Linked DNA regions of Homo sapiens: region 1 is linked to region 2. Evidence: chromatin loops called from intact Hi-C (ENCODE). Cell type or tissue: HCT116. All regions are shown on one strand. Each heading gives the region's core, and the rest is flanking DNA. Links, peaks and the distances in the headings are about the cores only.

What was found. A loop is a pair of places that touch in the nucleus more often than their neighbours do. Peaks named below come from ENCODE experiments on the same cell type or tissue, not always from the same donor. Only the 100,000 strongest peaks of a DNase experiment are listed, where the experiment ranks them.
Region 1: it touches region 2 in a loop (10-fold over the local background); 16 of 110 quality-filtered maps call a loop at or near these places.

What each region holds. Positions count from the first base shown.
Region 1 is chr1:174,733,681-174,750,734 of GRCh38, reverse strand. All of the region lies in intron 17 of RABGAP1L (RAB GTPase activating protein 1 like), which reads right to left. Among named protein-coding and RNA genes, the nearest start is that of RABGAP1L-AS1, 210 kb to the left of the region's middle. In HCT116, for the core only: a CTCF peak has its summit at 6,562 (motif pointing right); a DNase peak (open chromatin) is centred at 6,544.
Region 2 is chr1:173,428,198-173,436,197 of GRCh38, reverse strand. All of the region lies in intron 1 of PRDX6-AS1 (PRDX6 antisense RNA 1), which reads left to right. All of the region lies in intron 2 of LOC100506023 (a long non-coding RNA gene), which reads left to right. It also overlaps a transcript of TNFSF4 not described here. Among named protein-coding and RNA genes, the nearest start is that of PRDX6-AS1, 29 kb to the left of the region's middle. RefSeq lists an enhancer at 4,634-4,928. In HCT116, for the core only: CTCF peaks have their summits at 4,819 (motif pointing left), 6,381 and 6,580; DNase peaks (open chromatin) are centred at 4,847 and 6,097; H3K4me3 peaks cover 1,223 bases; H3K27ac peaks cover 1,255 bases.

The sequences.
Region 1 (17,054 bases), core at 3,447-11,446, 1.3 Mb before region 2:
CTCAAAATGCAAATCCCTCTCATGTCTAGTTTTCTCATCTTCATAATGCTCTGGTCCTTTATCCTAAGCTAGTTTGCTACTCCTCCTTTCCTTTCCAAATCCTTTCATGGTAGCCTTTGGAAACTCCACTCCATGTTCAGCTACCTTGGCTGTATTCTTAACCTCCCTGTCAAACATTCCCCCCAAATTCCTTACATTCACAGGAATTGTGAAATTTCATTGATTGTTATAACAACCTATACAATGATTCTCATTTCTTAGAGTATGAATGTGACTAGCCCAATATTATACCTGTGAAAACCAAAAAGACAATTCTAAGCCCTCCAACTGACTAAGCTGGGACCAAAGGGACCCAGCTAAACCTGAAAAAAATAGTTCAGATCACGACAGGAAGGGGCAATCAGGCATGCCTCATTATACTCTCCTCCCTTTGGAGTTCAGGCACACAACTGACCAGCATTAACATTAAAAGAGAGATCCTAAGACAGACAGCAAACACCCTGTAGCAATAAGATACCAAATTCCAACGTGATTCTAAGTATAGCATCACATAGCAGATAGCAGGGCCCTGAAAGAAACCAAACTATTTTATCCCAAAAGCACTTTGGGAGACCGAGGCAGGCGGATCACGAGGTCAGGAGATCGAGACCATCCTGGCTAACATGGTGAAACCCAGTCTCTACTAAAAATACAAAAAATTAGCCGGGCGTGGTGGCAGGCGCCTGTAGTCCCAGCTACTTGGGAGGCCGAAGCAGGAGAATGGTGTGAACCCAGGAGGCGGAGCTTGCAATGAGCCGAGATCGCACTCCAGCCTGGGTGACAGAGCGAGACTCCATCTCAAAAAAAATAAAATAAAATAAAGATTCCTTGAACATATTTTGAAATGGTCCTACAAAGTTGTCTCTTGTGGGGAAAATTTACTTTCTATAGAGGATTCCCTTCTCTTTCCAGGTCACTTTCTGATCCTGAAGAGATTGGCTGAGAGTCTAGAACCTTTTTAGGATGTCTAAAGGAAACATTTGCCATTTATTGCCTCTGGGAGTGGTTACCCATAAGACTTCATATACATAATAAGAACTCTAGTCTTTACAAGCCCTTATCTTAACCCAGACACTCCTTTCTGTTGATTCCAGGTTTTTAGATAATAACAACTCTTTCAACCAATTGCCAATCAGGAAATCTTTGCCAACCTGGGCAACAAAGTGAGACCCCATCTCTACAAGAAAGTAAAAAAAAAATTAGCCAGGTGTGGTGGTACACACCTGTGGTCCCAGCTTCATGGGAGGCTGAGGCAGGAGGAGTGCTTGAACTGAGGAGGTTGAGCTGCAGTAAGCCAAGATCACACCATTGCACTCCAGCCTAGATGACACAGCGAGACCCTGTCTCAAAAAACAAACAAAAAGAAAGAAAGAAAAGAACAGAAAAAAAAAAAGATAACATTTTTGAATCCACCTATGACCTGGAAGCCCCATCTCTGAATTATTGCTGCACTGAATGAATGTATGCTTCACATCACATGTATTGACTGATGTCTTTTCTTTTTTCTTTTTTTTTTTTTTGAGACAGAGTCTTGCTCTGTCGCCCAGGCTAGAGTGCAGTGGTGCAATCTTGGCTCACTGCAACCTCCACTTCCTGGGTTCAGGCGATTCTTGTGCCTCAGCCTCCCATGTAGCTGGGGCTACAGGCTCTGCCACCACACCTGGCTAACTTTTGTATTTTTAGTAGAGGCGGGGTTTCACCATTTTGGCCAGGCTAGTCTCAAACTTTTGACCTCAAGTGATCTGCCCGTCTTGGCCTCCCAAAGTGCCGGGATTACATGTGTGAGCCAGCGCACCCGGACTGATGTCTTTTTTTTTTTTAAGAACAGAGTCTCGTTCTGTCACCCAGACTGGAGTGCAGTGGCACCATCAGAGCTCACTGCAGCCTTGACCTTTTGAACTCAAGCAATCTTTCCACATCAGCCTCCCAAGTAGCTGGAACTACAGGCATATGCCACCACGCCCAGATAATTTTTTTTTCTTTTTTTTTGGTAGAGAGGGTTTCACTATATTGCCCAAGCTATTCTTGAACTCCTGGCCTCAAGCAACCCTCCTGCCTCAGCCTCCCAAAGTGCTAAGATTAAGGGCATGAGCCACTGTGCTCGGCCATGGATTAATGTCTTATGTTTCCCTAAAACATATAAAACCAATCTGAAACCCAATCACCTTGGGCACATGTTCTCAGGACCTCCTGAGGCTGTGTCATGGATCATGGTCTGTAACTTGGCAAAATAAACCTCTAAATTGATTGAAACCCATCTCAGATGTTTTTGGTTTACATATGTGTTTAGTAACAGGCTAGAATCACCCCCTCAAGCCTCCTGTGTGAGATATTCTCACACAGTGCTGGTATAATGTGCATAGTAAATGCTTATTTGAAGACTGAATGATTAAACTACACTAGCTTTCCCAAATTTTCGGGGGTTGATTATTTCCCTGTGGACCCAACTAGACCAATTTACAGAATTATCATCAAATTACAGTAAGAACCCCTTTCTTCAATTATCTCAAAATCAAACAATTAGACAACCAAGCTGTCCAAGACACAAAGAACTTACAAGTAAAAATTAAGTAAATAAAGATCTCTAAATAGCCAAAATAGCTCTCACAAACACCAAGAGGAAACTTTGCTAAACTTTTTATTCTATACATACTTCCAGTTAGTTTGGTGATATGATTTTGAAGCTTATAGATATTACAAGTAGCAAACTACAAGATAAAGTATGTGCCAGATGGGGTCAGGGATAGATAGCTTATAGAGACAGTTGTCAGAATTAAAATATTAGATCTCACAGAAATGAAGACATATATTAAAAAAAAAAAAAGATAAAATGCATAGCTCTCTGGGTCCACTTGGGGGAGCCAATAATCTTCAATAGTTAATTATTAACTACTGTTAATTGTCATTATTAATAATGATAATCCAGCAGGATTGATGAATGCTTATATCATGTTATAATACTGTGCTTAAGAAGGGAGGTGAGTGTGTGTTTTAAATAAAAAGTAGATAATGATGTTTTGAAGTTTGGGAAGCTAAAGAGGAAACTTTCAGTTACCAGAAAAATTTATGTATGTAAATTCTTTAAACAAGTTCAGAAAAATAAGGTATTACTATATCTGCTTATATGAAGCTCTAGACATTACCCATAAAAATAAAGACTTCATAAGCCTTGAACTAAAGTAGAACAGAGTGGCTAGACGATGCAAACAAATACACTTTAAGACATTTGAGTTGATGGAATTCAGAAAAGAACTTGTTATTCTATCAGGTTTTTTTTTTTTTTTTTTTTTTTTAGAGATAGAATTTCACTCTGTCACACAAGCTGGAGTGCAGTGGTGTGATCACCACTCACTGCAGCCTCAACCTCCCAGGCTCAAGCAATCCTCTCAACTCAGCTTCCAAGTAGCTGGGACTACATGTGTGTGCCACCATATCTGGCTAATTTTTAATTTTTTCGTAGAGATGAGGTATCCCTATGTTGCCCAAGCTGGTCTCCAATTCCTGGGCTCAAGTGATCCTTCTGCCTTGGCCTCACAACATGCTGGGATTACAGGCATGAGACAATACACTCAGCCTTGAAATGTATTTTTAAAAGCAAAATATCTCATACATTTTCAAGATGCCTCCCATTTTTAGGAATATGTAATCCCCAGCAATTTGTTTGTTCTTAAGGGGAAAACATGTACGTAGTAGGAGTCAAAGGTTTGGAGAATTATTAAGAGTAAAAAATAAGTAAACATATTATGGCCACTTATCATTTATAGTACAAGGTCTAACTCCAAATGCAAAATAATAACCAACATCTACTGAGTATTTTGTATGTGCCAAGATATGAATTAATTACATTAAAGGCATGTCCCTATTTCATCCCACAACCACCTAAAATTCCATTTTATACACAAGGAAATCAAGATTTAGAGAAATCAAAGTAACTTTCCTAAGTCCAATAGCTAATAAGTGCAGATCTAGGATTTTAACCTAATTCCAAAAGTGATACTCTAAACAATTAAGTTAGAGAAGATGATTCAATGAATATGTGAATGAATGAATAAATCTCTTATTTGGATATTATTTAATGTGTCCTCTACTTCCTAAAGGATTAAAGTGATTCTTTCCATTTAAAGGCAAGTAAATTTTGAGAGCAGAGAGTAAAAAGATAACAAATAAGTGACTTCTACCAGAACTAAATTCTATTATTTGTTTCCATATTGAAAACACTCAAAAAAAGTAGCTGACTGCTTGCAGTATATGAGGCAACAAAAACCCAACTTGCTGTGGGAAGAAAGGGTCACCACCTTCCTCTAATGACAACAGATTGAGATCAGCCTTGCATGCATGACGAAGTAGCTTTTTAACTGATTTGGATACTGCTATTTCAAAATTCAATTACATTCTGGCATCATCTTTGCTTTAAAGAACACCTACAAGTAATTGCCCCAAATTGAATAATTGCTCCAAAGTGCAGATCATGATGTTCTTGGGTAGGCCAAGGATTAAGCACCCACAATCTTGCATAAAATAACAGCTGACAGTAGAGCACTCACTGAAACAAAGACACTGAACATTCTGGCTCTGATAAGCAGGCAATCGTGGGTTCAGAGAGAGCTGACAGATTGTGTGAGAAGCTGTCAAAAACTTAAGCTGACAGCACTGAGAACAAATGCTGAAAAGGTAGTGTCAAAAAGTACCAAGTGTGCATCAGCACCTGGGTTCTTAGGAATCAAAATAAAAGGGAAATAATGGAAATCCTAACAACAAGTCAATAAACCAAATTACCAAATTATCAAACCAAAAATGGCCAAAGTAAATGGAGCAGGTTCACAGACAAAGCTAGAGGAAATGGGGTTCTGTCCTTTCTGACCCATACAAAAGAAAACATACCACCCTAGGAAGAGATAATGACTAAATGAGATAGCATACATCAAGTGAACTGAGTATTTGGTAAATATTCGATAAACACTAGCAATTATTATTATTAGGTTCATGTATTTATTGCCCATTATATCCAGTATTTTATATTTTTCACTTAATCCTCTCAACAGCTCTATGGCATATGTATTATTGCCACCATTTTAGAGATGGCTAAACTGAAGCTCAGAGACAGAACACTGTTAGTAAATGGTAAAGCCAGGCTATAACTCAGGTCTATCAGACTAAAGCAAATCCAGGCTTTTTTCCACTAATTCCATCTTGAGTGCCAACTCAGTGAGACTTTTGTTAGATATCTGTGATGGATTAAAGAGTCACAATTATTTGATGCTTCTCCATTGAGAGTTAAGGTCTCTGTTCTCTCATTTCAACCTGGGCAGACTATGGTACTGCTTTTACCAGTAGAATATGGTGGAAGTGATGCCATGCTAGTTTATGTGCCCAGGCCTTCAGATATTGACAGCTTTCATGTTCAGTCCCTTGGAGCACTCACTTTTCGAAGCCAGCTACCATATAAGAAGTGCAATTATACTTATACTCCCATGCTCTCTAAGGAACCAAGCAATCAAAAGAAGGCCTGGAGAACCAGATTTCATCAGTAAAGAAGAAAGACCAAGAATCACCAAAGTGGTAGATATGTGAGTAAAGAAGTCATCTGGAAGTGAATCAGGTGGTCCAGCTGATGCCAAGTGGATCAGAGATGAACCACACAGTTGAATTCCAAAATTTCTGACTCATGAGATTGTAAGAAAATAAATGATTGGTTTTAATTACTTTTTTTCACTTGGAAATAATTTCGGATTTAGAAAAACTTTGCAAAAACAGTACCAAGAAGTCCTACATATCCTTCACTCAGTTTTACCCAAACATTAACATCTTACATAACCATAGTATAATGATCAAAACCAAGAAACTATTATTTTTATCAAATGCTCCACTAATGCCCTTTTTCTGGTCCAGGATGCAATTCTGGATTATATATTGAATTTGGTTGTCATGTCTCCTTAGTCTCCTTTCATATGGGACCGTTTTCAGTGTTTATTTTTCATGACCTTGATGCTTTGGAAGAGTATTGGCCAGTTATTTTATAAAATGTCCCTCAACTCGATATGTCTACTGGTTCCTTATGATTAAATTCAGAATATGTATTTTGGGCACAAATACCACAGAAGTGATGCTGTGCCCTTCTCAGTGCATTCTATCAGGAGGTTACATAACATCACTATATGTCTCACTATAAAAATCATTGTCCTTTTAAAGCCACTCAGTTTTCGTATAGCTTGTTATATATTACAGGTAATCAAAAGAAAATCCATTTGGCTTCTCTGATAAATTTCTTGCTGCTATGATCTATAAAGCAATGCATTGTTTCAAAGAAAGTAGTGAAAGTGACAGATAATTAACACGCAAAAAGAAATAAGTTAATACTAGCTGCTCTTAAATACAGGTTCTACAGCAAGAATATTTAGAATATTAGCCAAAAATTCTTTTACTTTATTCTGCTTCTCATGTTTTAATCTCTTTGAAAGTTTAATATTTTAGGTTGGCTAATGGTGCTTGATGGAGTAACTAAATAAAAGAATGTGATGTTTGGGTTTTGTTCTGAATGTCCACTAGAGGTCAGGATTGCAGCACTGAAAATCAATCGCTTTTTTTTTTTTTTTTTTTTTTTTTTTACGTATTTCACAGACCAACATAGTAGCCTTGTATACAAATTGAGACATGCTGTTTTAAAACCCTTATGGCTAAGTCCTCCCTTATTTTTACTATTAATTTACTAACATATACCAAAAAAAAAGGATGACTCCCACCCTTCCTTTCCTCTAGCTTAATTATATATTTTCCATTTTATTATAGTTATTTGTTATACAGTTTTTTCATAAATGACTAGTGAATGAGAAAGAGTTCAAGAATGGGTAGGGATGAGAGATAAGTTTAACATGAATGCATCTGTTTAGTCATGAGTAATTTTAAAATATTTTCTTGGTTTACACTTGTTTGTACAGATTAAGTAGTAAAATATCTACAAAATCTAGAAGTCTTTATCATAGGTGACTCTGAGAAGAATTTTTTTTAAAAAAACATAGTTTTGCTATTATTTATTTATTTATTCATTTATTTTAAACTTTTATTTTAGGTTCAAAGGTATATGTTCAGGTTTGTTATGCAGGTAAACTTGTGACATAGGGGGTTTGTTGAACAAGGAAAGAAATTTTTAGAGGTTTGTGACATCTGAATTAGATAAAACTTTCAGAAACAAGGCAGGCAAAATGAGATAAGGAAATCAAATTAGAGGTTTTAACATGTGTTTCAAACTGACCCAATAGTTCAATAGATAGTTTTTTGGATAAACATAGAAATTGACGTTTTTGGTCTTGAAGCTTGAACCTTAACATTTGTTTTATCGGATTCCTTACTCAACAAAGGACCTTCAGGTCTCTCAAAAAAAAGTATGGAAGAACTGGAACTCACCAGATCACCATATCCAGATAATGAGATGAGGGCCCCTCATTCACCATAATTGCTTCCTTACCCCTCTCTAGTTCCTGTTTCTTACATATTGCTATATCTCTTCCCTGCTATATAAGTCCCTAGTTTCAGTTTGTCAGGGAGATGGATTTGAGACTGAGCTCCCATCTCATCTCGTCTGCTGCAGCCCCCAATTAAAGCCTTCTTCCTTGGCAATAATCATCATCTTAGTCATTGGCTTTCTGTGCTGTGAGCAGCAGGACCTAGACTGAACCCCTGGTGTTGTGGTAACATATTCATCATATGTCAAGCATTTTGAGGACATTTACAAAGATGGATAAGTCATCCCTACACTCAGAGGACTCCCAGATTAGGATAGCAGATAAAAATATAAACAGATAACACACCACCTAGGGAATGATAGGGAGGTATGACCTGAACATTAGAGCACTGAAGTATTGCTATAAAGTCCCTAAACACATGTTCCATTGGCCATTGAATACTGGCATTCACCTTTCTGTTCTTCTCAAATTCTCTTAAGTCATGATACACATCGGATTATATTGTTTTACAGTTATAGTTATCAGTCAACCATCCCAGGCTGCAGGGGTGCTTTTGATACTCTTCATAATGATACAGGACTTCTTATCAGCTACTATTAGCTGATCTTGACCTTCTCCTTCCTCCAGGCTTCTGCCAGTTTTCCATTAACCCAATCCATCCAGAAATCTTTTGTTAGAGTTCTTGTGCTCATACCACTTTTCTTTCTTCCTTTTTCTTTGAAATGAAGTCTTGCTCTGTCGCTTAGGCTGGAGTGCAGTGGCGCGATCTCAGCTCACTGCAACCTCCGCCTCCTGGGCTTAAGCAAATCTCCTGCCTCAGCCTCCCGAGTAGCTGGGATTACAGGTGTGCGCCACTACACTCAACTAATTTTTGTATTTTTAGTAGAGATGGGTTTCACCACATTAGTTAGGCTGGTCTCGAACTCCTGACCTCAAGTGATCCACCTGCCTTGGCCTCCTAAAGTGCTGGGATTACAAGCTGAGCCACCGCATCTGGCCCCCTTTTCTTTCTTCTTCTTCTTTCCTCCTCCTCCCCCTCCCCCTCCTCCTCTTCTTCTTCTTTCCTCCTCCTCCCCCTCCCTCTCCTCTTCCTCTTCTTCTTTCTTCCTCCTCCCCCTCCCCCTCCTCCTCTTCTTCTTCTTTCCTCCTCCTCCCCCCTCCCCCTCCTCTTCCTCTTCTTCTTCTTCTTTTTTTTTTGAGACAGGGTCTTGCTCTGTCACCCAGGCTGGAGCATAGTAGTGCTATCATGGCTCACCACAGCCTCAACCTTCCAGGCTCAAGCAATCCTCCCACCTCAGCCTCCCAAGTAGCTGGGTCTATAGGCGCATGCCACCATGCCTGGCTAATTTTTCTACTTTTTTTTTTTTTTTTTTTTTTTTTGTAGAAATAGGCTTTTGCCATGTTGCCCAGGCTGGTCTCAAACTCCCCACTTAAAAAAAAAATCCTTAAAAATGCCACAACATGGTATAAAAGTAGCCACATAGACCAGTAGAACAAAACAGAGAACTCAGAAATAAAGACACATAGTTACAGCCAACTGATCTTCAACAAAGCCAACAAGAATTTATACTGGGGGCCGGGTACAGTGGCTCACACCTGTAATCCCAACACTTTGGAAGGCTGAGGCAGGAGGATTGCTTGAACCCAGGAGTTCAAAACCAGCCTAGGCAACAGAGTGAGACCCCATCTCTACAAAAAATAAAACACCAGTCAGGTGTGGCAGCAAATGCCTGTAGTCTGAGCTACTTGGGAGGGTGAGGCAGGGGGATCATCTGGGCCCATGAGGTTGAGGCCACAGTGAGCAGTGATCATGCCACTGCACTCCAGCCTGGGTGACAAGGCAAGACTCTGTCTCAAAAAAACACAAAAACAAACAACAAAAACTTACACTGGGGAAAGGACAATCTCTTCAATAAACGGTGCTGGGAAAATTGTATAGCCATGCAGAAGAATGTAACTGGACCATTATCTCACCATATACAAAAATGAACTCAAAGTAGATTAAAGACTTAAAAGTAAAACCTGATACTATAGAAATATTAGAAGAAAAAATCTAGGGAACCCTCTCCTGGTTGTTGGTTTAGGCAAAGAATTTGTTACAAAGGCCTCAAAAGATCAGGCAACAAAACCAAAAATAAGTGATTGGGAATTAATTAAACTAAAAAGCTCCCACACACAAAAAAAAAAAAACAAAACAAAAAAATCAACAGAGTGAAGAGACAACCTGCAGAATGGGATAAAATATTTGCAAATTATTTATCCAACAGGAACTAATATATAGAACAGATAAGGAACTCAACTCAACAGGAAAAAAACAAATAATCCCATTCATACTTGGGCAAAGTATATGAATAGCCATTTCTCAAAAAAATAAATACAAACAGCCAACAGGTATATGAAAAAATGTTCAACCTCATGAATCATCAGAGAAATGCAAATCAAAACCACAATGAGATAGCATACCTCAGCCAGAATCCCTATTATTAAAAAAGACAGATGTTGACAAGAAAGTGGAGAAAAGGGAACTCATATACACTGTTGGTGGGAATGTAAACTAGTACAGCCACTATGGAAAACAGTATGGAGATTTCTCAAAAAAATAAAAATATAATTACCATTTGATCCAGCAATGCCACTACTGGGAATCGACTCAAAGAAAAAGAAGTCAATATATCAAAGAACTCACATATATACAGTTAGGAGGCTTTAAAACACTCAAGAAGTGGTATGTAATTTTGCCTGGAAACAGCTGATGAATTGAGCAAGAGGCTGTACCGAGACTGACACACCAGGAAATGCTATGCATAGTAAACTTTCATCCCTCCAAGGGGTGAAGTCCTAGGTTTATATCATGTTGGGAAACCAGTAATGAGTGTATTCATCTTTGGGGACCCTTTCTCTTCTGTCCTCATCCATTTATATATAGGTAAATGTTAGTGAAGCTTAAACACTAGGGAAAGCAGAGACAGAAGTGATTTAAGAGAATAACATTGAAAAAGAGTACACAAGAGAGGGTTTGTAAAGTTATATAAACGACTCCACTGCTACCAACCATGTCTCTATGAAGATGTAAGAAGGATGTTACTAATTATAGGAACTCACAATTTTAAAAAATCACCAGCAGGAGCAACTCCACCCTTTCCTCTACCTTTTCCCCCTATCACCTAGAGACACTAGCAGCCTGGTACACATAAAAATACAGAGTGAACTTTAAGAATCATAATAATATACCCTGAGGATCGCTAAGGAGCCTAAGTTTCTTTCTGCCACAGGGGATCTAGCATCTTTCTGCCAAGAAGTACAAAAGACTAAACATACCACTTCACAGTAGTATATTGCGTAGTAAATCTTAATTGCTATGCCACCATCTGTATAACACTTTACTGCAAAGCACTTTTGAGTATATAGTTTCATTCAACTGTAAAAATATTAATCCGGCATATAGGCCATTATTAATTACCTCCATTTTACAATGCAAGCTTAAATATGTTAGATGATTTACCTGAGTTCACAGAATTAAGACTGGAATGACAAGTTTCCTGATTATAATTCAGTTCTCTTTCCATTAGACCATTGGCTCTCAACCATGGCTGCTTATTAAAATCACCTGGGGAGCTTTCATAACACACAGAGGCAGGAGATCCATCTTAGGTCAAATAAATAGAAATTTCTCAGGAGTAGAATGTGGTCACTTGTATTTTTAAGAACTTCCAGGAGTTTCTAGTATGAAACCAGACTGAGAACTGAGCATTACCAAGTTTTCAAGCAATCATGATAATTTAAGAGCATAGTTTTCCTATTTGCACTTATCCATCTATACATCAGGGATATGTAAAATCTACAACTTCTAACCAGTGAATCATAATTATCAACTTTTTTAGAAAGCACAAATAAGCTTCTAGTATATTTTCAGTTAAGTAATTTATCTAGCAAACCATTTTCTATTAGTAATTAGCTTTTATGGAACAAAATATCCACAACTTTGGGTACTAAAAGTATATCTAGTCATATTTAACTGTAAAATTTATTTAAACCGTAAAATGGATGAGAGTGCTTGTTCCTTTATTAGGAGCCAAGCAAGAGAAAGGTACCTATCTAATGGAGGCAGATAATTAAATCACTCATGCTGAAAGTTCTTTCCCAAGTAACCCTGTCCTCACATCAAGCAGTTATACTAGAAATCACAGATCTTCCTGCCATAGTGAGGAGGAGATGTCTCCATTTAAAAAAAGATGGAAGAATTAGTTTAGTTAATTGCTCTGAGATCTACTAAATGACAAAACAAAAACAATTTAAAAGTGAGAGCTACAAGGCAAAGAGACCTAATTAGCAAAGAAAATTGTAGCAACAGTAATATAGCGGTTGCTGCAAAAATTTTACAATTATGGGGAAAGGCTCTATAAGCCCTGTGAAATTCATTCCCATTTAAACATAGTATATTGAACCTAATATTAAACGGTCTGCAAGTTCACAATAGAAGTTCATTAATACTATACTATAAATCAAAAGCTTTAGAGCAGGAGTTAGAAGATCCATATCACAGTTTCATTTCTGCCACCAACTAGCTTAGTTAAGTGTCTCAACCTCCCCCATGTGTAAGATTCCTAAACAGTAAATTGAGGAGTACCAGTTAAGAATAACAAAAGAGATTTGTTAAAAGTTCAGATTCCTGGATCCCACCCTGGATAATTCTGATTCATTAAGTCTAAGACGGGTATTAACATCTACTGTATTTTAGTGCCACCCACCCCACTCTGCAGACCCTAGAAACCACTGATTTCTATATATTTTACAAGGTAAGAGAAGTCAAATAAGAAAAATGTAGAAATACTGGTATAGGTCAACTGAGGAGGGCCTTATACAAGTAGGCCTGAATTCCAATTCCTTATTCCACCATTCCTGCTTCTACCCCTGAAATTCATCGCAGCAAAACTGCTGGGGGGAAATAACCAGTGAAGTGTCTTTCTGATTACTTCCTGAGTGTCTTCCTATTTCTCTAACTGGGATTTAATTTCCCAGGCGCCTTGTGGCAGGGACCCCATTTCTTTCTCTCAGATGGCCAACTGACCAGGACAGCTCAGTTCAAGGTAATCTCCTCCTTGAAACATCTCCTAACTTCCAATCCCATTAAAGAGATGTATTAATGTCAGCCCATGATGCCACCAAACATGGTGGGGATTTCTGTCCCTTCCAAATCTTATGTCAAAATGTTATCCCCAACATTGAAGGGGGGACCTGGTGGGAGGTGTCTGGATCATGGAGGTGGTTCCCTCATGAATGCCTTAGCACCTTCCCCTTGGTGATGAGTGAATTCTGGCTCTGGTAGTTCACACAAGATCTGGTTGTTTAAAAGTGTGTGGCACATCCCCCATCTCTCTCTTGGTCCCGCTCTTTCCATGTGATATGCTGGTTCTCCTTCACCTTCTGCCATGATTGTAAGCTTCCTGAGGTTCTCACCAGGAGTTGAACAGATGTTGGTGCCATGCCTGTACAGCTTGCAGAAACATGGGCCAAATTAAACCCCTTTCTTTGAAAATTACACAAAGTCTCAGGTGTTTCTTTACAGATGTGCAAAAATGGTGTAACATAAAAATTGGTACCAAGGAGTGAGGGGTTGCTATTAATACCTGAAGATGTGGGAAGCAGCTTTGGAATTGGGTAACAGGTAGAGGTTGGAAGAGTTTGGAGGGCTCAGAGAAAGAAAGGAAGATGTGGGAAAGTTTGGAACTTCTTAGAGACTTGTTAGGTGATTGTGGCCACAATGCTGATAGAAATATGGACAGTGAAGGCCAGGCTGAGGATGTCTCAGATGAAAATGAGGAATTTATTAGGAACTGGAGCAAAGGTCACCCTTGTTATTCCCTACCAAATAACTTGGCTGCATCGTGTCTGAGTCCTAGGGATTTGTGGAAGTTTGAACTTAATGATAACAGGGTATCTGGTGGAAAAATTTTCTAAGCAGCAAAGTGTTCTAGAGGTAGTATGGCTGCTTCTAACAACCTACAATCAAATATGGGAGTAAGGAAATGACTTAAAACTGGAACCTATATTTAAAAGGGAAGCAGAACAAAGAAGTTTGGAAAGTTTGCAGTCTAATCATGTGGCAGAGCATGAAAAAGCATTTACAGGAGAGGAATTCAAGCAGGCTATGGAGCAACTACTTGCTAAAGAGAGTAGCATAACTAAAAGGGAGCCAAGTGCTAATATCCACGACAATGGGCAAAAGGCCTTGAAGGTATTTCAGAGATCTTGGAGACAGCCCCTCCCATCATAGGAAGAGAGGCCTAGGAAGAAAGAATGGCTTCAGGGGCCAGGCCCGGGGCCCCATTGTCCTGGTCAGTCTCAGAACATTGCTTCCCACATCCCAGCTGTTCTGGCTCCAGTCATGGCTCAAAGTGCCCAGGTACAGTTCAGGCTGCTGCTCCAGAGGGTGCAAGCCATAAGCCTTGGCAGCTTCCATGTCATGTTAAGTCTGCAGGTACACAGAATGCAAGCATGAAGGATGCTTGGCAGATTTCCCCTAGATTTCAGGACATGTATGAAAAAGCCTCAGTGCCCAGGCAGAAGACTGCCACAGGGGCAGCGCCTGCACAGAGAACCTCTACTAGGGCAGTGTGGAGGAAAAATGTGGGGCTGGAGCCCCCACACAGAGTCCTCCACCAGGGCACTGCCTAGTGAAGCTGCAGGAAAGAGGCTGTTTCCCTTCAGACCACAGTATGGTAGCGCCATGGGCAGCTTGAATCCTCAGCCTGGAAAAGCCACAGGCATTCCATCTAGTGAGAGCAGTCATGTGGGCTGTACCCTGCAAAGCCACAGGGGCAGAGCTGCCCAAGGCCTTGGGAGCCTACCACTTGCACCAGTGTGCCCAGGGTGTGGGACATGGAAACAAGGATTATTTAGGAGCTTTAAGGTTTAATGTCTGCCCTGCTGGGTTTCAGAACTGCATGGGGCCTGTTACCCTTTTCTTTTGGCCAATTTCTTCCTTTTGGAATGGGAATGTTTACCCAGTGCCTGTACCACCATTGTAACTGGGAATGGTTAACTTGTATTTAACCTCATAGACTTACAGGTAGAAGGATCTCATCTCCAGATGAGGCTTTGGACTTGGGACTTTTGAGTTAATGTTGGAATAAGACTTGAGGCAACTATTGAGAAGGGCCGGTTGGATTTTACAGTGTGAGAAGGACATGAGATTTGAGGGTTTGAGAGGCCAGGGGTAGAATGACATGGGCTGGATATTCATCCTCGCCAAATCTCATGTTGAAGTGTAATCCCCAATGTTGGAGGTGAAGCCTGGTGGAAGGTGTTTGGATCATGGAGGTGTATCCCTCATGAATGGGCTTAGCTCCATCCCCTTGGTGATGAGTGAATTCTGGCTCTGGTGGTTCACATGAGATCTTGTTGCTTAAAAGAGTGTGGTATCTCCCCATTCCCTTGCCATATAATATGCTGCTCCTCTTCACCTTCCACTATGATTGAAACTTTCCTGTGGCCCTCACCAGAAGCAGATGCTGGAGTCATGCTTGTACAGCCTGTAGAATCACAAGCCAATCAAAACTCTTTTCTTTATAAATTATCCAGTCTCAGGTATTTCTTTTTTTTTTTTTTTTTTTTTTTTTTTTTGAGATGGAGTTTTGCTCTTGTTGCCCAGGCCGGAGTGCAATGGCGTGATCTCAGCTCACTGCAACCTCTGCCTCCCAGGTTCAAGTGATTCTCCTGCCTTGGGCTCCAAAAGTGCTGGGATTACAGGTGTGAGCCACCACGCCCAGCCCCGGTCTCAGGTATTTCTTTACAGCAATGCAAAGACCACGATTTCCTGTTTATACATCTTTAAGAATTAATTTAATTGAGTTGACCCTATTATCTAGGTGACTGGAAACTGGGAAGCTTTCTATTCAAGGGAGAAGCTTCCAGCCTTTCAGTTTCTTAAGGAATGAGAAGGATTATAAAAAAATAAGATGGCTGGGCATGGTGGCTCACGCCTGTAATCCCAGCACTTTGGGAGGCTGAGGCAGAAGGACTGATTGAACTCAGATTTCGAGACCAGTCTGGGCAAGATGGCAAGACCCTGTCTCTACCAAAAAACAAACAAACATGTTTTTAAAATTAGTTTGGTGTGGTGGTGCATGCCTATAGTCCTAGCTACTTGAGAGGCTGAGGCAGGAGGATTGCTGGAGCCCAGGAATTTGAGGCGGCAGTAAGCTATGATTGTGCCACTGTACTCCAGCCTGGGCAACAAAGTGAGACCCCATATCTTAAAAAAAAAAAAAAAAAAAAAAAAGAGAGAGATCCTAATTTCCCAAATTAAATGAGCATACTTCCCACTTAAAAAAAAGACTAAATAAGCATAAGTGTGACTCAATGCAATCTGAAGAATTAGTAGGAAAGGTGCAAGAATTTTAGGCATATAAATAAGCAAAAATTATTTGTATTTTAAATAATTCTATTTCTATTGGACATGATGAACGAAGGTCAACCCATGATATGCCTCCAGCTCTGGTTGACTCATGGCATAAAGAATGATCTGGCACATGGTCCCAGTGGAAAAGTAAAGAGTTCTACAATCCAACATTCAAGGTGCTGAACATCAATATATGTTTGATTAGATCCTATCTCTGATCTTGTGCCTCATTTATAATAAATGGCATCTGACTTTCTCCTAAGACCAAGTTTCTGTCTCCTAATTGAGTTCTGGTTCTGGATTCTTACCTTCTTCTAGTTGCTGTCCTGAGAACTTGCTCAAATCTCCAGGCCTGTTTAGAACAGGCATCTCATTTCACTCTTTTCAGTTCCTTTTTATTTTTATTTTTTTAATGAGGTCCTGACTCTAAATTCTATCCCTTTGGCTGGGGCTTTGAAAGCTTTACTGAACTACCTTTTGCTCTGAATACTACCATCTCCCGAGTTCCCTATGGTCATACCTGGTCGTCAGCTAGCTTTCTAGGTGACCCCATCAAGTCTTGTGGCTTTAAATACATAGCATACACTAATAACTCCCAAATCAACGTTTTAGCCTCACTATCTCCTCTGAACTCCAGAATCATATATTCAACTATCTTAAGATCTCTACTTGGATGTCCTAATAGGAATCAAAAACATGTAAAAATCTGAATTCCTTATTTTCCCCATAAACCTGTTCTTCCTCCAATCTCTTCTTCAATGGTAAGTGCATTCCTCTAGTTGCATAAGCAAAAAATCATAGAATTATCCTTTCTTTCTCTCACAACGAACAGTTAAACCATCAGCAAATCTTTTTGGATCTACTTGGTAAACATATCCCAAATTCAACTACTTCCTACCATTCCCACTGCTCCCACCCTTACCTAAGCCATCATCACCTCCTGATCTGGATTAACACAACAGTTTCCTGGTCTCCTCACTCCTGCTCTTGACCCCCCACAGCCTATTCTCCAGAGTGACTCCTTTTCTCTAGAGTGACAGTAGCCGGAGTGATCCCTTTAAGGGAGACATCAAATCCTATCATTTCTCTTCCAAATCTTGCTTTTCTTCCCCACTTAGATATTATGTTTTATTAGGTCAGAAATTTGGACTGAC
Region 2 (8,000 bases), core at 1-8,000:
CTGTATTACTCAGATAAACTGCCTGCACTTGAATCCTTGTCTCAGTGTCTGCTTCTGGGAGATAACAAACTAAGACATAAAATTTAAAATGAAATTCAGAGGTGGCATGAGTACATGGAAATAGATGTTCTTCTCTGCTCCTTTGTGGAGTGTAAATTGGTTCAACCTTTTTGGTGGATACTTGGGAAATATTTATCAAGTAGCTTTAAAATATGCATAGTCTTTAACTTAGTAATTCTACTTCTGAGAATGTTTCCTGAGAAATAGCTATGGATGTGTACTAGGTTTTCTTTTCTGTTTTCTAAACAATAAACTACTTTGAAAATGAGGAAAGGACACTAAATGACATTCATGGGTAAAGCTTTTATGTCTCATTATATTAAAGGTAGGATGCAACAAATAATTGACTACAGTTTTTCTTTCATAAGCAACTATTAATCTTTAAAAAACTTTCCTCAGAGGTAGATTAACTTTTATTGAATATAGCTGTTAATAAGAAATTTTAAATTGATTGCATACTGTATTAGTTGGCTTGGGCTGCCATAACAAAATACCATAGACAAGGTGTTTTAAACAACAGAAATAGAAATTTATTTTTTCACAGGTTTGGATGCTGACAGGTTCAAGATCAAGGTATTGGCCAGTTAGTTCCTAGTGAGGGCTCCTTCCTGCCTTGTAGATGTGTGCTCATGCGGCAGGGAGAGAGAGTAAGCTCGCTGGTGTCTCCTCTTATAAGGACACTAATCCTATTTCATTGGGGTCTACCTTTATGATCCCATTTAACATCAGTTACATCCTTACACCAAATACAGCCACACTGGGGGTTAGGAGTGCAACACATGAACTTTGGGAGGACACAATTCAGTCCAGAGCGTAAACTAATAAATAGCTCAGTTATTTAGTAAGTTTTAGAATGTTCTTATTTGCTCCTTTTGTTCTTTTCCAGCTCTCTGGGTCATATCTATTGATGAGTATCTCTAGTAGGTAAAGCCTGTCTCCCATCACTTTCTGGGTCCATCTATATAGGGGTTTTTGATGCCATTGTCCAAAAGACTTGGCTTTACTGCTTACCAGCAAGATAGGATCAGGACTATCAGATATGGTCATGAGTGACCACGAAGCTGAGAGTTGCAGCAGTCCCCTCAGCCTTCCATTGGTTGCCCCTGTCCTGTTTTCATGGGCCAGCTCATAGGTGGAACCTCAGTATTATTCATGCCCAGCACTCCAGTTTTTCACCAGAGATGAATCCTAGGCCATTTGGCTGTGATCCTCTTTCTTTCTTCAGTGTTTCACTATTTTGTCCCATGGGGCATTAGATTTCTCTCCCAGTCAAGAGCACATCTGACACTGAGAATTTCTCTGGATATTCTTCTGTCTGCCAAATCAGATTTCCTCAACTAAAATCCTGCGTGATCCACAGTTACATTCACCATTCTCTTTAGACACTGTATCTCAATTACCCAGATGGTATTATGGTTCCGGCCTCTGCAGAGGAGTGTCTTTGCTGGCATTTGGTCTCCATGGCATCGAATACCTTGCACACTTTTGTAGCCACTCCCATTTCATGACCCTCAAACCTCCCAAATGTTGAATGGTAACTTTTAGAAAACTACCAAGTAACGTGGATAACACATTCCCCAGCACATCCATGAACTCTCATCTGTTTGCACCCATTGTTCACTCTACTCCAATGCTATGCCTCACTGGCATCTTCTTTTGATTTGGCACTTGGTGATGAAAAAGGTGAAAGGTTAACCCACTGATTGCTCACTTACCAGTCTCACTTGCTCACTTTTCTGCCAGGTCTCCTAAGTGATCTTTCGTGTAAAAAGAAGTTTAGAAAATGCTTTAGGATAAATTGTATGAGGTTCAATAGGGACAAAAAAGCACCTACATCATAATAACAGTTAACATGCACTTGTAATATCCTAATTAGATACAAGACAAGAAAATATAAGGGAAGGTAAAGTAATTTAAAACAACTGTGCATTAGTTTTCTAGGGATGCTGTAAGAAAATACCACAAACTGAGCAGATGACACTGCAGAAAAGTGTGTCTTATGATTCTGGTGGCTAGAGGTGTGAGAACAAAGTGTTAGCCAGGTTGGCTCCTTCTGAGGGCTGTGAGGGAGAGTCTGTTTCATGTTTCTCCCTTAGCTTTGGGGTGGCTTGCTGGTAATCTTTGGCATTCTGTAGCTTGTGGCAGCATAACTCATCTTCACTTGGCATTCTCCTTTTACATATGCCTGTGTCCAAATTCCCCCTTATAAGGACACCAGCCTTACTGAATTAGGGGCTATTTTACTCGGATATGATCTCATCTTAACTGACTACATCTGCAACAACCCTATTTCCAAATAAGGCCATATTCAGAGGTACTGGGGAGATAGGACTTCAATGTATGAATTTTGAGGGGACAAAATTCAACCCGTAACAACTTGGAAGTCTTTGTGGTGGATCGAAAGTTGAGTCAGTCAGTTTCTTTTATTTTTTTTTGAGACGAAGTCTCACTTTGTTGCCCAGGCTGGGGTGCAGAGGCATGATCATAGCTCACTGCAGCCTTGATCTCCCCAGGCTCAGGTGATCCTCCCACCTCTGCCTCCCTAGTAGCTGGGTCTACAGGTGCATGCCACCATAGCCAAGTATTTTTTTTTTTTTGTATTTTTTGTAGAGATAGGGTTTCGCCATGTTGCCCAGGCTGGTTTGGAACTCCTGGACTCAAGAGTTCCACCAACCCTGGCATCCCAAAGTGCTGGGATTACAGGTGTGAACCATCTCGCCTGGCCAAGAGTCAATTTCTTAAGAGATGTTTGTTTACTTATTTATTCCTTGTTCGGGGGTAGAATTATTGTACCTAGCTGCCACCCTTAAGACTATACTGCAAGTCTGTATATGAGTAAATTTCAGATTAAGAGCACACTGTGTTTGGGGCACTTGAGACAACACTCCTTATTGTGACTACTTTAGATGGCCTAAAAGGGCAGCGTAATACGAGGAGTCTTGGGGACTGCCACAATACATTTATATTTCTGTGCCTTCAAAGGGTTAGTGAATTAGTACTCCTGAGACTTGACATCTTGTTTGCTTATTTTTATTTTCCCAGTGTCTAGTATAGGCAAAAAGTTCCTGGCAAATGGGTCAATAAACATTGAGTTAATCTTACCAATCAATGCTAAGATGTATATGTATATGTTACGTATATGTGTATATGTACATACATACATATTTTCACATTTTACCGTCTTTGAAATAAAAACTGTCTTACAATACATGGAGCATAACAATTGTCACTTTTCTTCTCTTAATAGCAAATACAGTAATGCCTTATAAGCATTGGTTTCTTAGATTTGATGAAATGGGATATTTGCACAAAATTTACCTAAGAAATTGCTGTCGTTTTTACATGAACAAGGTAGATTATAGGTAAAACACCTAAAACTGGTTTTTAATGCTCCTTCATTTTTTTTTTTTCAGGAGAGTTCTGTATTCCTCAAAGATCCCTCAAGAATTTTGTCAGTGTTGCCATAACCTCTTGTTTATTAGTCTGCTTGGGTTGCCATAAAAGAATGTACACAGACTGGGTGGCTTAAACAACAGACATTATTTTCTTACAGTTCTAGAGTCTAGAAGTCCAAGATCAGGGTGCCAGCAGGGTTGGTTTCTAGTAAGGCAACCTTCTCACTGTGTGCTCACATAGACAAGGCCTTTCATCTGTGTGCGTTTGTGGAGAGAGATCTTTGGTGTCTCGTTCTCTTTCTATAAGGTCACCAGTCCTACTGGATTAGGGCCCTACCCTTATGAACTCATTTATCTTTAATTATTTCCATAAAGGCTCTGTTTCTAAATACAAATACATTGGGGATTAGGACTTCAACATATGAATTTGAAGGGTGGAGGTACACAATTCATTTCATAACACTCTGGTTTGGATGGCAATTGTCTAACAAAGATCTAGTTGTTTTGGACTCGGGTGGCTGTGAGCTGGTCTCTGGGTTTGGACTGGATTCCTCACTGGGGAGCAACCCCTCGCCCTTTATCACCTGTTTATAGCATATTACTAGGAAGTGATGTGTCTTGCTTCACATTATTACGTGCCAAATGCTAATTGTGGAGGACCTCTTCTGCTTCTACCCTCTTAGGTCTTAGCCATTAGGTATTAGTTGTCAATCCTTAAGGCCTCCTTCACCCAGTTCTTTTAGGTCCTCTCAGGGCATTGCTACACTCTGCTGATTTCACTTTGCTACTATTATCAAGTGTGTATTCTAGCCAAGGGGGCTACATACTGAGCTTCAGCACCAGCCTGTGTTCATGATACATCATTGGTCACAAGTGAGGCTGGAGGAGAACTCATCTGCTGAGGAAGTAAGCACATGACCTGTCACCAAGGAGTCACCATTTGGCCAAGATCGAAATCCAACACTAAACTTCATTACACATCACCATCAGGTTGCAGTCCTGAACATGCATTGTATTCCATGCCTTGCGAGACCCTGAAATGTTGTCAGTGAAGGACAGCAGGCAAGGTAGTGCATGTGAAAACAATTGTTGACCATGAAATATTTTATTCAGAAATGAGTAAAAAAGAATCTTTGTAGCAGCCAGCCTTTCCCCTGGGGGAGAAAGCTCAGCAGTTGGTTTGGTCAGTTGGTTCACTGAAGGCAGATGAATTGGCACTTTGCAGTTGAGAGCCAATGCAGGCTCACGGAGGTGGCTTCTTTCTGCAGGCTGATTTTGGGCCCCCAGCAGGGCCCAAGGCCCAACAATCAGCGCATGGCTCTTAATTCTGTGCAACTAACAAATCCCGTCCCAGTGTGCTGAGAGCGCCCTCTAGTGCCCAGAAACTTCCTCAAGAATGGAGTGTAAAGACCTTTAAGGACCTTCATCAGGAAGGAACCACCATACTTTTGAATTTCAAGCCTAACCTGAAGATTATTATTTAAGGAAACCGACAAATTTTCTCAAAGAAATTATTGTATTGGAAAATATTTAGAATGCAAACACATTCTCCAAAGAAAACCAAAGACAACTACAGTGATTCATTTACTTTAGGTCTACAACAACAAAATATTAATTTAACAATACAAATAACATGCCCTTTAGCTCTTTGAAGGATGGCAATGAGGAAAACTGGAAAATAATGATCTAGCAATTACTGGCTGAACCACATTCTAAGAAATGTTAAGATAACAGGTGAACATTCAAAATTCAAATTTACCACTTTGGAGGCTGCTTATTTGCATGACAAATGGATTCTTTGTTTTACAGAAAGGCTTTCTCACAGGCCTGGGTTTTATTACCAATTAGCCTTAACCCCAGCAGAGCTTTAATTAGAATGCAAAGGGTTTGTGGGATCTGTGGGCACTGGAGGAAGAGTGTCTTATGTTGAGATTTTTATAGGATTAAGTACACAGCCTCTGAGTTACATCTGCTATATATAGCACAAATTATATAAACGTTGGTATTGCCTGTCACCTAATACAATTATTTGTGCAGACAGAGTATGACATTAATTCCTGCAGTGAACAACTCTATAGACCCTTCACCCTAATGTGTCCATTTAAATGGAGCCCTATTTGCTATGCACACACTTTTTCAAAGAATCTGTTAGAGAATGTGAATACCAAGTTATAAGCAACAAAAAAGAAAGCAACAAAATATAATGAAATCCCCATTACATCCCTTTGCCCTATAATACTTTCCCTTGACTTTGCTATAAGCATTCCTCTGGCATTCCCACTCCTGACCCACAAGATTATTAAATGTTTATTGTCTCAACTAACTATGCCAACAGGTTCGTAATATCGATACAGAGAAAGTGGAAGACTCTGTGAAAGTTATTTACATTAAACATGCAAGTGTAAAAAAGGATTGTTGAGCAACAGGAGTGAGCTAAGAAGGCAGTTGTGAATTCTGTGCATTCAAGATGAAACAATGTTATTTGTGTGTGTTAGCTGCCTGGCTGAGTAAATAAAGAAGATTCAAATTTGGCGCAGCTGTTCTTTCTCAGTGCTGCCTGGATATTAGATTCCCTGCAACCGTCTGTGTGCTTAGACCCCGCGTTCCATTGCGTAGGCTGCTGGCAGGCCTTTTTTTAGCGGAATGCAGCTGGGAGCAGGAAGGGTGGAGCCTGCTGGGGTTTGACTCAGCAGCTGTGGGCGAGGCCCTACACACTCTGTCTTGAGGACTGTGATAAAGGTTAAAAATAAAGGATAGCACTTGAGTGGGCTTCATAAGGAGTAGCAATCTAATTATAGGGCTTATTTTTACAAAGCAGCAGCTGACAGCGTCAGCCCAGCACGTCCTAAAAGTTCTTAGTAAGGCAGGAAGCTGCTACATTTGCTATGACCAATGTCACTTTAAGGGGTCTTGGCAATTACATTCTCACTCAACTTTTCCTTCTGCAACAAGGATATATGAGGGGGATTAGAGGATATTGCAAAAGCTCACCTTTTATTCAGACCCAATTAAAAACTAAACCCACTAAATCAACTTCCTCTCTCCCTTCTCAAACATTTATAAAGCGCCACCACGCGGCAGGCACAGTGCTGGGTGCTGCCATTCACACCCCACATGGTCTTTTCCCACAGCTGGTGGAGGTTGTGGCGTAGCCTGTGCTCAGTCTTGGATCTGTCTCTTGAGGACCAGTTTCTCTTTGGGCTCTTGTTTCCAAGAGCCATGGAGAATGAGCAGAGCAGCATCTAACAAAGGACGGGGTCCCCTCTCAGCTTCTCTGTCTTCACAAGTGAATGTCACACATTTTAAACTAGAACTCTTTCTACTTATTTAGCACCTAACAGATGCTACAAGAATTCTGGTTACTTTTTCTTTTCTGTTTGGGTCGGGAGCACATGTCTAAGTGTGACAAATGTGAGCAGATTATTTGGAGAGGTGAGGAAATACAAGAAAGAGGGGGGCCAGTCTTTTCTCTCTTTTGGAAAAATAATCATTTTTCGTAGAAACCAGATACTTTCATAATACTCTTTTTTTTTAAAGAAATGTTTTAACATGAAAAAAATTTCAAAGATACATACAAGTAGAGATAATAGTGTAATAAGTCCCCATGTACTTTTTGTCCAGCTTTAACAATTAGCAGCATGTGGCCTGATTTTGTTTTACACATATCCTCTCTCCTGTATTATTTTGGAGCAAATTTGATATGTTATTTCTTTCTTTCTTTCTTTTTTTTTTTCCTTAGACAGAGTCTTGCTCTGTCACCCAGGCTGGAGTGCAGTGGCACAATCTCGGCTCACTGCAACCTCCGCCTCCCAGATTCAATAAATTCTCCTGCCTCAGACTCCCGAATAGCTGGGATTACAGGCACCTGCCACCATGCCTGGCCACAAGTTTTGTATTTTTAGTAGATACGGGGTTTCACCATGTTGGCCAGGCTGGTCTCGAATTCCTGACCTCAGGTGATCCTCCTGCCTTGGCCTCCCAAATTGCTGGAATTACAGGCATGAGCCACTGCTCCCAGCCAATATGTTATTTCATCTGCAAATATTTCAATATGTAGTTCTATAGATAATAATTCCTTTTTAAAAAGTAACCACAAAACAATAAATTCAACTAACATTAGCAATAATTCATTAATATCATAAACTAGTCAGTATTTAAATTTATAATTATCTCATAAATGCATATGCACAATTTTTACAGCTTGTTTGAATTAAGATAAAAATCAGCTGCACATATTATAGTTGGTTCCTTTTTCTCTTAAATCTTTTATTCCATAGATTCCCCTTCCATGTCCCTCTCTGTTTTGTTATCCTGGCAATCAGTTGAAAAACTGAGTACTTTGTCCTGTAGATTTTTATGGATTGGATGCCTGTGGTCCTCTGTAACAGTATCCTCCATTTTCTGTTTCTTGTAAATTAGTACAGTCATGCCCCTCATAACAAAATATTCTGTCAACGATGAACCATTATGGATGGTAGTCCCATAAGATTATAATAGAGGTCGGGCGTGGTGGCTCACGCCTGTAATCCCAGCACTTTGGGAGGC